Regions from separate parts of the Homo sapiens genome. Here region 2 is linked to region 1. Evidence: chromatin loops called from intact Hi-C (ENCODE). Cell type or tissue: Panc1. All regions are shown on one strand.

Region 1 (8,000 bases):
GTCTCTTAATGTTCTGTAAGCAAGATGCCTGATCATCATTGGTTACATCTCTTTATCAACAGACTGTAGGCTCAGCTGGGAACTTACCAAACTCGGATATGTAGCTTTTAGTAACTTCTATGAATAAATATTTTGTGGTAAAAAGTTTAAAAATTAACTAAAACAATATCAATTTTTAAAAAAATTCTAAATAATAATGGTAAATCCTAAAACGACCAGAATAATTCTCATCATGTGATAAAATCATAAGAAAAAAATAAAGAAAAATTATGTTCGGTTCATTAGTAACTAGCTAATTTAGACCTTGACAGCTTCCAGCAGATTGGAATCCCCAAAAAATATCTAAAATGTTCAATAATTCTCTGTGTTCAAACATAGAACTAAACATGATTACTTAAGGAGGAATGTGGTGGACAATGAAAAAATCACATTAAAAAGAAAATAGCATGGAGAAAACGAGGGAAAAGCAATATAAGAAATCAAGATATCATAGTACTTCTTGATTTGAAAAGTTAACACTCTTTAGAAAGTTTGGAATCCATGTAATGTGATTCTGTGAAAAGGTCATTTAATGGTTTCATCTTTCTGTTCTCAACAAATTCCCAGTGTTGGGGCAACAGTAGCAGTAATGCCAATGACATCAGCATCTCAGTCTCTCAGTCTGAATCTTGGACTCAATGTCCTGTGATTGCTCCCAAAACAATTATCAAAAACACTTCAATTTCAGAGACTTTTATATGTCTGGACTTTCTGGCATCAAACAATCAAATTGTTACTTTAATTAGAATTACATCTGAAATCACACCTTGGTGAAATACCAGAAAGTACTGGTTATAAAAAATAATTAAAATGGTGTTTCTAAAGGGTGTAGAATTGACCATTACTCAAAATTACTTAGGAGTATTTTAAGCACTTAAGGTGAAGCTTTGGTTCTTTATAGTGAGCTTGAATTGATGACTTCATAGCCTGATAAAAGTGAATTCTCCAGGAATAAATAGGGCATTGTAAGAAAAAGCACTTGACAAGAGAAAGAGTGGTGTTTAATACAGCCAGTTGGCAAGTGAATATAGTTTCCCAAAAGGCATTCTTGAAGGTATTTTTTCACATAAAATTGTAACAAATTTCATTGGCTTTGAAGATGTGCTTGCCTATTATAACAGACATGTCAAAAACCATTGACAAATCATGAATAGGCTTCTTACAGATAAAGAGATAGTCAACAGTGTCAAATGCAAAATCTTTTTAGTAATGACTAAATCCAGAGACTCTCAGAAGAGGATGAAGCCCCCTACTCACCATTAGACATCTCTACCAGATTAAGAGTTATCCATTACTAAGTGTTGGTTAGTAAAGGTTCAAGGGGTAACTAGTTTTCTCTTGCATTCAGCCCATTTTCTTACCTTTTAATCACACATCAGAAGGCACCTTTTCAAATGCTTTGCTACACATGCATCAAGCCTGCACAATTTCTCTGATCTTCAAGTTCGCTATCTGATGAAGAATTAAGGTTAATTTTACATGACTTCTTTAATTTTGATGAACCTATGCCACATCTTTGCATTTAGCATTCCTTTAAGTTCCAATTAATAATACTTTCCGAAATATTGATCAAGGTTAACCTTAAGGTTACTAAATCCTTTCTATTGAGATTTTTTTAAAAAAATTCTAGAAACCACTGAAATGTCATTAAAACACAGAATAAGTGTTACCTCATGTTTAACGAGAACGTACTCCATAGGATATATAGAAATATGTGAGTTATAGGAATTTTCACATTGCCATGATATTCTGAGATTCATTGCTTGAGGGAGGCTGTCCATGGAATATATTGGATATTAGTAAGCAGTTGACATTGTCCTAGAGTTCATTTGATAAATAACAAATGCATATATACAAATATCAGCTTTTCTTTCAGTCAGGAAAAATCAAATCTTTTATTCTGTATGTTGTGGAGGTTTTAGCTGAATAGAAAATATATGTGTAATAATAAAGAGTTCCCAATCAAGAACTTGGAAGCAGGAAAATGGAATTGCCATTCTGAGAGTTAAGTCTTAAAACACACATTACATTTTAGGGGAAAAACCACTATATGCAAATTTAGTGATTCGCATAATAGTTTTGCCAAAATTTCTCTCTTTAAGTATTCTGCTCACAATTAGTAATATAAGAATCTTTTGATTATTGCTGGAAAATGAGTACCCTAGGATTATTACTGATTTCATTCTCCTAGGTAAAAATGTAATGATAATACAATTTTGAATATCGTTTCAGTTTTACTTACATCTATATACAGAAACTTTAACATATCAAATTTTATTAAATAATTACATGAATAAGAAGTAAAACTAGATAATATTTATATTTAAGGAGTCCTTTCTAATTCATTCATTCAGCAAATATTAATTGAGCATCTACTCTGTGCCAGATGCCACTCTAGGCTCTGTGAACACAATTATTAAACACTCAGAGGCTTGTCCTTTTGTAGCTTTGCATACTTCTTGGTAATATAAATGTATGATGGATATTTCAGAACAGTGCTTACTACAAATAAGGAATTCAACTAAATGCTTATTGAGTGATCAGGCTGAACTATCCTTACAAACTAGTTACTTATTTATATTTAATTTTCCCATGAGACATGATTTGACCTTTAGCTTATCAAATGCTACATACCAAACACATACAAATTATAAAAATATTTACCATGTATTGGATACTTGTAATATTCCAAGTACTGGGCTAGACAGCTTACCTAGATTTTCTCATTTAACCTTGACAAGATCGCTGTAACGTTAGAACCATTAGAGTCTTTCCAGAGAAGGAAACTAAGGCTCATCCATAGAACTTGCAGGTGACTGAGGCAAGGCTCAAAGCCAGACAGTCTAAGCAGGTAGCCCTTAAGATAAACACCCATGTAATGTTAAAACATAGTTCTTTCTATCCCATATGTAAATTTATATTTATTAGGCAAACACTATATAAAAATAGTAAGTGTACTAGCCAAATAATCATAACCACAAATATCACAATAAAAAGAAAATGATGTGGTCTCTCTCTGGATTCAAGAATACTACTGTTGTAGAGACCTAAGAAAGAAGACCTAATAAAGGTCAATGGTACCTCAGTGATAAGTAGACATTAGGCTAATTTCAATTTAATAGCAATTTATTTATTCCCTACTATGTGAACTGCATTGCATATACTGTATAGACAAAAATAACTACTGGGCTAAACTAAAAGATTCCTCAAAGCACAGAACAACATCAGCGAATACTTTAGTCGAGTTTCCATATTCTAGTTTTATATGTGCTCAATAGACATATTTACCTAGGAGGATAAGTATTATTGAAAGTTTTAGCACTGCTGGGCCTAAATGTTTTTGGTTTTGCAAATACTCCAGGATGGAGTATGACGTTCACAACTACGACCACCAGATGGCACTAGTCTTATCCTTTTCTGAAGAGAATTTCATATGCAAAATTCAGTGACAGCAGTGTCACTAAAGTTAAGGGGACAGAGCAAGAGGCAACTAAACAAATTTTCCAGCCAACAAAACACACGAGAAATGTGTTTATGTTAATTCTAATTGTTTTCACTTTTATAATTGCTTAAAATGATCTGTACTCAGGCCCTTTGAAAGCATCAGACCTCACTCAGGATAATATCTTTTGTGATCCAGATCTCCACAACTCGGTTAACTTCACCTCCTACCACCTGCTCCTCACTCATGCTATTCTATTCCACTGCTTCTTTTCCTGTTCCCTGATCATTGGGGTTTTTGCATTTCTTCTGTGTGAAGGTTGCATTTTTACTGTATGAAACTATTTTCACAAATGTGTGTGCAGCTCACTCCTTTCTTCATCCAAGTCTCTGTTCAGATAGCATCTCCTTAGACAGCCCTTCCCAGACCACCCAGTGAAAACACAGCACCTTCCATATTCTCTATCCACTTGCCCTCTCAATTCTTCATAGCAAGTATCATTCTCGGATATCATACTACATGCCCTTTATGATTTGTCTCCTTCACTGGACTATGAAGTTCTATAAATGCAAAAACTTTGTCTCCTTGTCACCATTATTCTTTTCCTCTTTTTTTCTTTTTTTTTAGTTGACAGAGTCTTGCTCTGTTGCACTCAGGCTGGAGTGCAGCGGCATAATCTCAGCTCGCTGAAACCTCCGTCTCCCGGGTCCAAGCGATTCTCTCGCCTCAGTTTCTCAAGTAGCTAGGATTACAGGCATCTGCCACCAAGCCTAGCTAATTTTTTGTATTTTTAATAGAGATGGGGCTTCACCATATTGGCCAGGCTGGACTTGAGCTCCTGACCTTAGGTGATCCACCTGCCTCCGTCTCCCAAAGTTGTGGGATTACAGGCGTGAGCCACCACGCCCAGCCACCATTATTCTTTAGTACCCAGAAAAGCATCTTTCTAATGAAAGGACTCAATAAGTGAACAAATGAATTAATGAAGGAATACCTAAGGAGAATAAGAGAATCATTAAGTCTATACAAATCATTTCTCAAGAATGAGGATTTGCATACCACCAAGGTCACTCTCAGTCCTGCATCTCCCTTTATATCTGTCTCATAAAATTATTATGTTATGATCTCTCCAAATTTGAAATTTTCTAAATTAATTTGAGGGAAGCATATTAAGTCTACCTTTCAGATTCAGGTATTATTGGCCTAAAATCCTACAATATAAAATTTTTTGATCCCTATTACCAAAATCACAGAGTGCAATTTGGTTTTACTTTCAGCTAACTGAGATAGGAATGGCTTTCCGTGTTCAGTTCCAGGGATACAAATTATTCTTTATATTCTAATGCAGGAAGACTGGTAGCAATGTATATAAATAACATTATAAAGGGCTATTTCTGTGATTGTTTTGAAGATCAGAAATATGGTCAAAGGGGCTCTTTCAATGCCTTTATAAAGCGAAATCACAAAGGTCAGCCAATGAGAAGAGAAAAGAGGTTTCTTTTTTCCTCATTCCCCCACGTATCCTTGCCCTTTTGTACTGTAAATTGCACAAGCTGGCATTTAAATGCACAATGTCAAAGGCAGAGCACATGCATTCAACCTGTGCAAAAAGACAGCTGGCTAGGGGCAGAAAGAGAAAAATACTGCCCTAAAGCCTTCAGGGCCAAGCTGCCAATGATACATCCCATCTCTCCGGTTTCTCATATCACAGTATTTGCCCTGTGGACAAAGAAGAAGTAGCCAAAGGAGCACTTTCCTTCTGACAGAGCAGAGCAGCTATATTCCACCTCTGAGACCAATAACCCCTCCTAGCTGCTTTTGTTAAGCAAAGACACCAGGGATGATGATCTGAACCATTTCAGCCCTTAAATCACGTTTGTAACAGTGGCTATTTTTGTCAAGGGCTAACTCCACATTTTGCTTATTTGGCTCTCACAATTAAAATTACTCATCCAGGACTGGGTAAGTATAACACACAAATGAAAGTGGGATTCAGACACTAATAAGAACATGCTGTAATAATTTTGACCCAGAGGTAGCTTGTCATAATAGGTAGGGTAAGTGTGACCGTTATTTCCCTGGTTTAGGAATACACACCAGCTGGCAAGGAAGGGTGGATGTTCGCACTGTTGCCCTCCAGCAACTCAGTAGGAAAAAGACTAAAAAAATCCATTTGTGCTCACATCATCAAATACGTCTTCAGCTGTTGTTTCATGCTGTGTGTGTGTGTATGTGTGTGTGTGTGTGGTTAAACTAAGCAGCTGAAAAGCAAGTTACTGAATCAAGTAGTTGCTAAATCCAAACTTTTTTTAATGTTTTGATTTAGAAATAAAAATTCAGGACCATCTACCTAAGTTTCCATTCTTTCTTTTTTCCTGCTCCAACATAGGCAATGATACCATACAACATACTTTCATCCCAAACACTGGCACCCTAAAAGCAGTGATTTTCCAAAAGAACAAGTACCTCTTCACTCACCCTCAGCTCCCATGGAGGTAGGTGGCTACAAGAATCTCAGAATCTTGTTATAGTTTGACAAAGTCTCATACTTTGAGACTTTGCAAGGTACTCTTTCCTCTACACTCAACCCCCAACCCCAACATAAAGCCACTGACTCCATTCCATCTTCTCGGTTTATAAAGAAAAAGCAGAAGCCTGAAACGATGAGGGTTGTGCATCCAGTGGCAGGGTTAGACCTCAGGTCCAAGCTCCCGACTCCCAGCAAAGCATTCTGTTTCACTGCTCATGGCTGCTTTTTTTATGAGCCTTGATGAGTGTTTTGCTTACCTGGCAGAAGAGAATCACCCAAGGATCATTTTTAAAATACAGTTGTCTTTCTTATCCTTGCACCAGGACGACTGAATCATAATCGCTGATGGGAAGAGAGATTCTGGTATTCTAAACCTCTAGAGATGCTGTTTCAAGATGAGCAGGTCTATCTATGTGAACCTACTCCCAAAGGCCATGGGAGCTGAGAGGCTAAAAAAAGAAACTGATAGATCCAGTTTCTCTGAAAGAAGCATTTCCTAGGGATTTACAAGCAGAAGCCATGTCTCGGGTAGCTGAGAGGTGGTGGATCCCCGCACTGTTAACCCCCAGAGCCAGGGCTTCTATACCATAGAGAAAGGGTATAGATGTTTCAGAAGGAATTTGCCTATAAGCAGGATTTATGGTAAGTACTTGAAAATAGAAATCTGAGAGGAACTGGGGTTAAGCAGAAGTCAGCATAGTGAATTAGTTTCCATGATGGAGTTGCTTTAGCCTTTACACATGCATAATTTTTTAAAATTTATTTTTTGTTTTAGAGACAGGGTCTCACTCTGGCACCTAGGCTGGAGTACAGTGGTGTGATAACTTACTGCAGCCTCTATTTCCTGGGTTCAAATGATGCCCCTGCCTCAGCCTCCAAAGTAGCTAGGACTACAGGCATGTGCCACAGCCCCAGGTTAATTTTTTAATTGTTTATAGACAGGGGGCGGGTCTCACTATGTTGCCCAGGCTGGTCTCAAACTCCTAGTCTCAAGTGATCTTTTCACCTTGGTCTCCCACAGCACTCGCAAATACATAATTTTAAAAGCTTCTGAGATGGAGCACAATCATCCACACTGGACATCTCTGAGAATAAAAGAAAGTGTGATGAATAATTATGTCAATGCTACAGGAGAAAACTGGTGTGTATGTCACCTTAACCTTGGGTGATACTACTGAGTACCTCCTGCCTCCCAAGTGCTAATGGTCATTGAAACTTTGACAATCGTTTTAGAATCAGAGAAAACAGATTTCAAGTCCTAATTCCTTCCTACATCAGCAGTAGAAATTTTTACTCTCGAAAACAAATGAATGTGTGCACTTCTGTGAAATGAGGGTGACAATTTTCATCAGTTTTTCGTCAGTACCCAGTGGAGTGATTGAAACCTTGTAAACAAAAGTGAATATTGACACAAATGGTCAAACCACAGGAAAAAGGGGATCCTGAAGTTTTAAGGAGTTAATGCAAGCAAAGTGCTCGTAATTTAATAGGTGGACAATAAATGTAAGTTCCTTTTCCACTTAGGGCTTTAATAAACAAAATTACAATCATCTTAAATGATCTAATTGCTATTTTTGCTATTTTTGGATAGAAATCATTTTAAAAGCTTATTTTATAAAGCTGTAAGAAAACAAATGACTTTCATAAAGTTTAGAAATGACTGTCCTCTGACATGCACTAGTGGTAAAAGATGGCAGCTGAAATACAAGCAGCCTTTCAAATGCTCTTTCTGGTTCTACTGTTTTCCTGGCAGAGATGCAAGGATTTTTTTAAAAAAAAAACAGCAAAACTGTCTATTATTCTCTCAAAACAATTAACACAAAAACTTTTGAATTCAGTGAAGGTCAGAGGATTAATAGGTTTTATCTGCAATGTGTTTGAAAAGCTAATTAAGACTCCACATACAGCAGAGGAGACTGGGAATACAATATTTAGTTTTTCTCTACATGACCACAGTGAGCAAAAGTGAATAAAGACAAAGTAAATGCA
Region 2 (8,000 bases), 1.4 Mb after region 1:
TTCTCATAACAGTATCCAGCAAACTGAAGAATGGAGAAGCACCCATTTTGAAAACATAACTTCTTTCTTTTCATTGAAAACCTTTTAAAAATCATTTCCTCTTATAAACAATTCTAGTAGGGAACAGAGATGGGAGATTGGAGATGGAAATGATTTTAAAATGTGGCTAACTTGACCATTCTCTTTTTTATGATCCCTTTATTAGGTATTGATAACTAACCAGTTTTACCCAAGACTACAAATCCCCAAAATCAACAATTTGTAATAGTTGCTAAGATTCTTATAAAAACTGACTTCAGATTAATTCAGAGAATTTGTCTTTGGGAAATCAAATGTCCATCTGTCCTTTTTGTTCCTACTATTTGACACAAATGGCTAGAACTCTAACTATGTCAAAGTCTCAACATTGAGACATATTGCTTGATCCAGAGTTTAGATCACAGTACCCTCTTACAATCCTCCCAGTGGCTCTGTTGTTCTCTGCTCTCCGAAACATGGAGGGTAGAAGGTTTCATTCCATCCCTGCCCCTAAGGATCTAAAACAGGAGAACTGGGGAAAGTACTTCTATTCTCTGAGGGTACTATCATGAATAATTGCCTATATAGTTACATTTACTCTGAGGAAAAATCAGAATTGGGAATCATCTTTCTTGGTTTCAAAAAATATTTATAATGTTGGGTTTTTGAAACAGTAAGGAAAGAGGAAGGTGAGAATATGGTGATTTGAGGGAAACATCCAAAGATAAATATCTGTTTCTTCTTCCCTTTCCAATTATACTGGAAAGGAAGAGGCAATATCAAGTGATTAATGTAGAAGAGGCACTTTTCAATCGTACTCATACATGATCTAAAATCAGAAGTATACAGTATATAATTTATTTCATATATAAAAGGAAATAATGGTCCTTTCACTAAATAAGCATTTGTAAAATATTCCTCAGTATTTCAAGTGCTGTGTCAGCCTTTGGAGATTTTAGGATGAGTCATACATAATATTTTACCTGTAGGAACTTGCCAACTAGGAGGTTAAAACAAACATATGAGCAAATAAGTATGAAACTGTGTAGTGCACGCTGTGGGTAAAGAGAAGAAAGAGATCAGGAGAAGGTTTATAGAGAACAGTTTTGAGCTTGATCTAGAAAGATGAATAGATCTTTATTGTGTAGCTGATATGGAAGTGAGGGGTGGTCCCAGGCAAAAGGTGAAAAAGCATATCACGGCCAGATTAATGTGACTGAATTTGTTTCCTGTGCTACAGGTAGACAGCTGGAGAAAATTGGAAAAACAAGTATGGGTGAGATAGTAGAAAAATGGGTATGAAGATTAAGGAGTTTGGGCTTTATATAATAAAATCACAGATGAAAGAGCAGGTAGCTTATAAAAAGAGATTAACATAATCAAAAATGTACTTTAGAAAAAATACATTAGCATCATTATAAAGAAGAGACTCAAGAGGGGGAAAGATTAGGGAAAAGAGAACTAGTTAAGACACCATGAAAGTGAGACATGAGATAATGTGAATCTGGACAAGGATCAGTATTGGAGATAGAGAGGATAGATGTGCCATGAGACATGCCGAAATGACATGATTAGTGGGCAATGGTGGGTACTGTGATAAGGGAAAAAGAGGAGACTGTTAGATTACTGGGTATCTGATGCAAGTGAATGGGTAGATGGAATTGCCACTTGCGAAGAAAAATGGGAATAAGATCACTAGTTCAGTTTGCACAGGTTGAGTTTGAGGTACCTAGCGCCTATACAAGAGAAGACATCCAGTAAGCACTTGTCTTATACAGAAAAGATTTATTCAAAGATTAGGAAAGGCAAAATATATACGGATTTTAAAATGTGTGGACCAAACAAACTATGTAAGTTCATTGAGATATTACCATTCAGTGTCTGTGTGCCAAATCCCTGATGAAGGGGAAGTCCCCAGTTGATTTTCATATGGAAGTTGGGCTTTCTCTGGGCTATGTTGTTTGATTTCATTTCACAATGATACCAGTGCATTTTTATCTTCAGACAATACTTACTGACATACCATGTCTCCTACATGCATAATCAGTATTTTAGCAGAATAGCACCTCTCAAAGGAAATCTCAGAAATGCTAGTTCCACAAGACATACTGCTCAAAAAAAAAAAAAAAAAGATTCCAAAGCCAAGTAAGTTTGACACTGAAAATTTAGAATGCACATTTATATATTAACATTTCTGAGAGTACTGCCAGAAAAAAGTATGTCCTTTTTTTTGTTTTCTAACCCACAGTTTTGTTTTAATCACATTACCTTGAGGCCAGATACAGATCAAAGAGAAAAACCAGAAAGAGTTCTAAGGCTTGATTATATCCACAGTTCCCCGGGGAGAATACCACATGCCCCACATGGGAAGGAGTGGGGTCAGCCATGAGGCAGAGAGAGAGTGGAACCTTTAGTTCAAATCCTACAAGAAGAAATGGATGAGGCAGGGTAGGAAGGCTTATTAGGATAGGTTAGCTATGTTGCAAAGTTGCGCCCCATGAAATTCATGTTCACTGTGACTATTAATGCATAGGTTTAGAGCTATCTAAAATCTCCACATGCTTTTTGGGGATGAGCCAGGGCTTACTTGGAAACAGCTAGTGGTCATTTTGTAGATGTTAAAGCATCAATTTATAGAAATTAAAAGTATGGTTAATGCAAGTCTCCCAAAATATTTGAACACAAGACTCCTGTTTTCCATCAACCCCTGCCCCTCTCCGACCTGGACACCTCCAGAAAAAAGCACTTGATATTCTGGAGAATTCTTCTAAGGGAATTCTGCCCTAAATCAAGTTTTGGCCAAAGCAATGTAAATTCAAGGCGATTCAAAGTCACCAATATCTGTTGAAAGATCAAGTTATCTCTCAATCATCTAATAAGCCTTTTTCCCCTGAAAGACTCCAAAAAATAACATATATGTTTTTATGTGTATCTTGACCACACACCACATCTGCCTTTATTAATCCAAAACACAAGCAGACTTCTCAAAGACACGTTTTATCATGTTAGTCTTATTGCTCAGTGCGCAAAATATGAACCCTTCTAAATTTTTATACACAAGTAGACTGACGCTTGCCTCAGATGTTCATGGGACTAGTAAACAGGTGGGAGGAGATGTTCATTTGGGCTCGCTGTCTGTCCAGTTGTCTTTGGTGACTTTCAGTTAGGTTCATTTACTTGTAGTCATTCACACCTAGACAGTTATGAGTATCTTTTGGTTACAATGCTTTGGGTTGATATTCTCTGTATGTAATCACTTTCCTGATGTTTATCCTCAGACGATGCCTGGACATATGACTTCCGATCCATAGAGTAAAAAAGGTTTGACATTTCTGTATCATTTTGGTAATTATATTACAAAAAATTATCCTGATCCTTAAAAAGTTGGGTGAAAGGTTAAAATAAAACCACTCTCAAGCAAACCCTGAAACATGGGAGGGATTTAATGTACATGTAAACACTGAGAGGGTCTCTATGTGCCTATTTTTGCCCACTGTGGATTTGCAATAATGCATCATTATTTGCAGTGAAACATAGTGGCAGGAGTAGGTGCTAGCTACCTGCTTGCCAAATTGGTTAAGTTTCCATTACTAAGAGCCTTATGAGGAACAGCGGACAGTTTTGGCTCTGTAGCTTGTGCTTAGAATGGCTGTGGAGATAAGGGCCCAATGATGGCAACTGGACAAAATGTTCTTTAAGTCAACATGAAGCTGATCAGTTATGTGCTCAGTTCTGATACCTCAGCTTCACAGCAACAGGTGTATCCAGGAAACTTCAGAGGAAAGAGGCAGAAACCTCCAGGAAGCAATGGAGAGGGTTTGAGCTCAATGAGCAAAGACTCAAGCCTAGACCCAATGAAATACCAATAAATCATCATTGAAACAGAGAGTTAGGCTCATGAACATCAAATGCCTGAGAACTTTTTTCCCTTATGTATCCTTTTAAGCAGTATCTCATTACTCTTCTAGGGCCCAGTTTGATTGATATTTATAGAGATACTGTTTTAGTTCCTTTGGGGTACTATAGCAACATATTATAAGTAAGGTGGCTTATAAATGACAGAAATTTATTTCTCACAGTTTTGGGGGCTGGAAAGTCCATCAAGGTACCGGCAGATATGGCTTCTAGTGAGGGCTGGTTTCCTTGCTCATAGGTGATACCTTCTTGCTGTAGCCTCACATGTGGAAAAGAGGCAAGGCAGCCTTCCGGGGCCTCTTTTAGAAGGTCACTAATCCCATTTCTGAGGGCTCCACTGTCATGACATAACCACCTCCTACAGGCCCTACCTCCTTACACCATTACATTGGTGATTATGTTTCAAAATATGAATTGGGGAGGGACACTAACATTTACATCATAGCAGACACTATATTGCAAGGGTTTCTGTTTTTTTCCATTGAAAAAAATCTGGACCTTGAAGTTTACATCTCTGACCCTTTAGTTATCTAAGCCAGAGCCACAGTTTGGCAGGCCAGCTGGTTGTGCAGACTCACAGGGTGCCACTGCCATCTGCTGTACCTACCAGGGGATGACAGCAACCCTCAGAGCAGAGATCCCAAATTAGATGTGACACTCCTTCCCCCATGAATTAGTTAGCTAGGGATGCCATAAAAACATACCACAGACATAGTGGCTTAAACAACAGAAATTTGCTCTCCAAAATCTAGGTGTTAGAAACCTCAGGTTTGGTTTATCCTGAGGCCTCTGTCTTTGCCTTGTAGACGGCACTTTCTGTTGGATTAGGGCCCTATCCTTATGACCCCATTTAACCTTCATTACCTCTTCAAAGGGCCAATTTCCAAATATAGTCAGGCATATTAGGAGTTAGGCCTTCAACATATGAATTTGAGGGGGATCACAATTCAGTCCACATCCAAATACACACACACGCACACACACTCCACGTGTGTCCTGGACACTTGAAAATATCTGTGGGGCACAGATTGAGGATAGATGCAGCTCACTGGCCCATCAGATGCCTGTGGGTAAGAGGCTTCAGGGCTGTATTGCTGCCAGGCCAGCTCCATACTCACTGCCACCAGGCAGGAATTCCCGCTCAAGATCTCCTGCTGTGGTGTGATCTGCCTCTAGATGAGTAGCTTCTCACCAGGATAAAAGCTGAGGTCCCTGCTCTAGAGGATGTGGCTTGACCTTAGAACCCTATTTGAGTGGGCCACCTTAACAACATACTTTCATATATTTGTTCATGAAAAGGCAGTGATACATCTTGGGAGAAAAGGCTTTCTCCAGGAAAGCAGGCATCTCGCTGTGCTGTCTTTGTGGCAGGGCTCTCTGCTGTCTCATCTGTCACCAGCCATGCAGAGCTTTCCTTATGGCCTCCCGTCTTCTATTCCCCTCTACTTGTTCTCTTTTACACTATTCTGTAAAGAAAGAAAATGTTTGGAGATTCCTGGTCGGGTGTGCCTTTTATTATAAATGTGGCTCTTCTGTCTCACTTCATCCTCGGTTTTTCCCCACTGCAGTTGGATGTCCACTCACAGTGATAGAATCAGGAACTGTCCTCAGTGCTTTATTAGCACTGTTCGATGTGGCAATTAAAAGGAAGCCATGCAGCCACAGAAAATATTGCTAATCCATGTTAGCAAAAAAAAAAAAAAAAAAAAAAATCATCATGACTTCTCAATTTTTATTACTTCTCAATTTTTATTATGTATTCTTGTAAATCACTGGCTTAATAGTTAAACTAAAACTAAATGTTGGTCCTCTAGCAAATGGGTTCATTTTACTAAGTAGTCATTTTCTTTGCTAAAAGAGATTCAATGTATTTGCAAATGTTGTTTAATGATGAAATCATCTGGAGAGAGACATGGAATATCATTTAAAAAATAATATCCTAAGGGACTTATTTTGAAATCAATGCAGAAAAATGAATTCAAGATGCTTAAACTTGGAGTTAGACACATGCACATTTACACCAACCAAGCACAAATGCATCAAAACCTGTCCTGAATTCCTCAAAATCAACTGGCCTTGGGATAAAAGTCACAATCAATTTATTGAATCTTTCATTTGAAAAGAAAACCACAGGAAATTATTCACTTCTCTGGGGCTAATAATTTTCTGTTATTTTTGTTTGATTTTTCTTCTAAAGCCTGCTGGCCTACACTTCTGTGTATTGAATTCCATTCTGTATGTTTTTATCATTTCTCCAGTTTGTCAGGATCATTGGATTTGAATGCAGTTCTTTGAGCACAATCGCGTACTCTCAACCATGGGGGAGGGTAGACATGGGAGCAGGGAAAACTATTTCCCCTTGAAAAAAATATTTGTTTCTTCCTGTCTATAAAGGAATGCAGAAAGCATAGACAATACAGATAAATAAAAAAAGGAAAATTAAAATAACCCCATAATTCTGAGTTCTGATACTCAGTTCAAATTTTGGTATATTATGTGCCTGCCTGCCTGCCTGCCTTCTTACCTTCCTTCCTTCCTTCCTTCCTCCCCTCTTCTTTTCTTCCTTTCTTCTTATCTATCTATTATCTATCTATCTATCTATCTATCTATCTATCTATCTATCTATCATCTAACTGCATTCCTCCCATCTGATTGTTAGGGCCATATCATACATTCTGTTTGGTAGTCTGAGCTTTCTTTCACGTTTATAAATCACTCTTCAAACATAATCTAAGAGGAGACAATTAGAAGTTCAGAAAAGGTGCCAAGTTCTTGGGTGCCAGGTTGACAGGGAGAATTGTGAGAAGAATATGTTTATTTTACTTATCTGGCATCATACTGAAGCAATCAAGTAAAATGTAACATAATCTTAGTATCTTACTAATTTATCTTCTCTTTATAACATTTGTCTTATGAATTTGATGGTGACTGACTGAAAAAATTTTGTCCATATCTGCCAGTTTCCCACTAAACCAAAACTTGGTATTTATTTTGTTATCTCTGAACAGGATCACAAAGCCTGAAGACCCAGGCTTTGCACGCCACTAATCTCTCACTATGCCTACAGAATCCTAGTGGGGCCAAGGTGAAAAAGGTGTCATCTTTCACCTTTCCTTCCCATTCCCCCCTCTGCCCAAAGCACAGAAGTTACTGCATTTATTTAATTTAATATCGATTTGTTCTGCTTATGATTTGTTTTGAACTATGAGTTGTACTGGGTTAAAAATGATGGAAACCTGCCTACTGCTCTATTTCAGCACTTTAATTTTATAGGCCCAGAAAGATTAAATGACTTGCCCAAAGCCACTAGCTCATTCATGACCTTCCGACATTCAAATACAGTACACACTGATTCACTCAGGATGGAAGAATAGTAGGAGACACCATCAAGATCCACCCCTGTCTTGTTCCCTGCTGTATCCTTAGCATCTACCAAATCCCCAACCTAGAAGAGGACTCAGGAAGTATTTGCAAAATAAATGAATGAATCAATTGGATCTCCACAAACATTCCTTGACCTTTATGGAAACTGCCAAGGAAATATGACATCTCCTCAGAATTCAATGTATTCAGAGTAAATGAATAAGTAATTTGAATAAAGCACCTGTCATTTTCTAAACAAGAGTAAGAAAGACATGCTGCCATGTATAAAACTAAGTGATCAACACCTGAGACAGATGCTACATGCGAATTTTCCTCCTGTCAATCAAATTCAAGTTCCTATTAGTGACCACAGCATTCTCCAACAGTGTTACATGTAATAATTTTCACATAATCTCCCCAGATTGGTGAGCAATGGTTTGTTTTTCAGCCTTCTATTAAATTGCTCCCTCTTGTGATCATCTAACAGAAAACACATAAGCTATATTTTTAAATTTGGATGTTCAGGTCAAAACTGAGTCTGATTCTTCAACATTCACTTCTTATTTTCTTTCTTTTCTAATAATATCGCCTCCATTATTCTATATTGCTTTTCACTCATACACATACACACACACACATACTATGTTCATCGTTAAATAAATCTGATATTTCCAAGTCAAGAATATGAGGGGAAAGAAGCTGAT

Evidence for each region. A loop is a pair of places that touch in the nucleus more often than their neighbours do. Peaks named below come from ENCODE experiments on the same cell type or tissue, not always from the same donor. Only the 100,000 strongest peaks of a DNase experiment are listed, where the experiment ranks them.
Region 2: a loop joins it to region 1, with 5 times the contacts of the local background. A loop is called at or near these places in 10 of 110 quality-filtered maps.

The regions. Positions count from the first base shown.
Region 1 is chr6:123,412,610-123,420,609 of GRCh38, forward strand. The region is part of intron 12 of TRDN (triadin); the gene reads right to left. Among named protein-coding and RNA genes, the nearest start is that of TRDN-AS1, 23 kb to the right of the region's middle. In Panc1, CTCF peaks have their summits at 3,434 (motif pointing right) and 3,633; a DNase peak (open chromatin) is centred at 3,432; H3K27ac peaks cover 1,306 bases; H3K27me3 peaks cover 187 bases.
Region 2 is chr6:124,791,548-124,799,547 of GRCh38, forward strand. The region is part of intron 5 of NKAIN2 (sodium/potassium transporting ATPase interacting 2); the gene reads left to right. Among named protein-coding and RNA genes, the nearest start is that of RNF217, 170 kb to the right of the region's middle. In Panc1, CTCF peaks have their summits at 4,525 (motif pointing left) and 7,764 (motif pointing left); a DNase peak (open chromatin) is centred at 4,502; H3K27ac peaks cover 7,152 bases.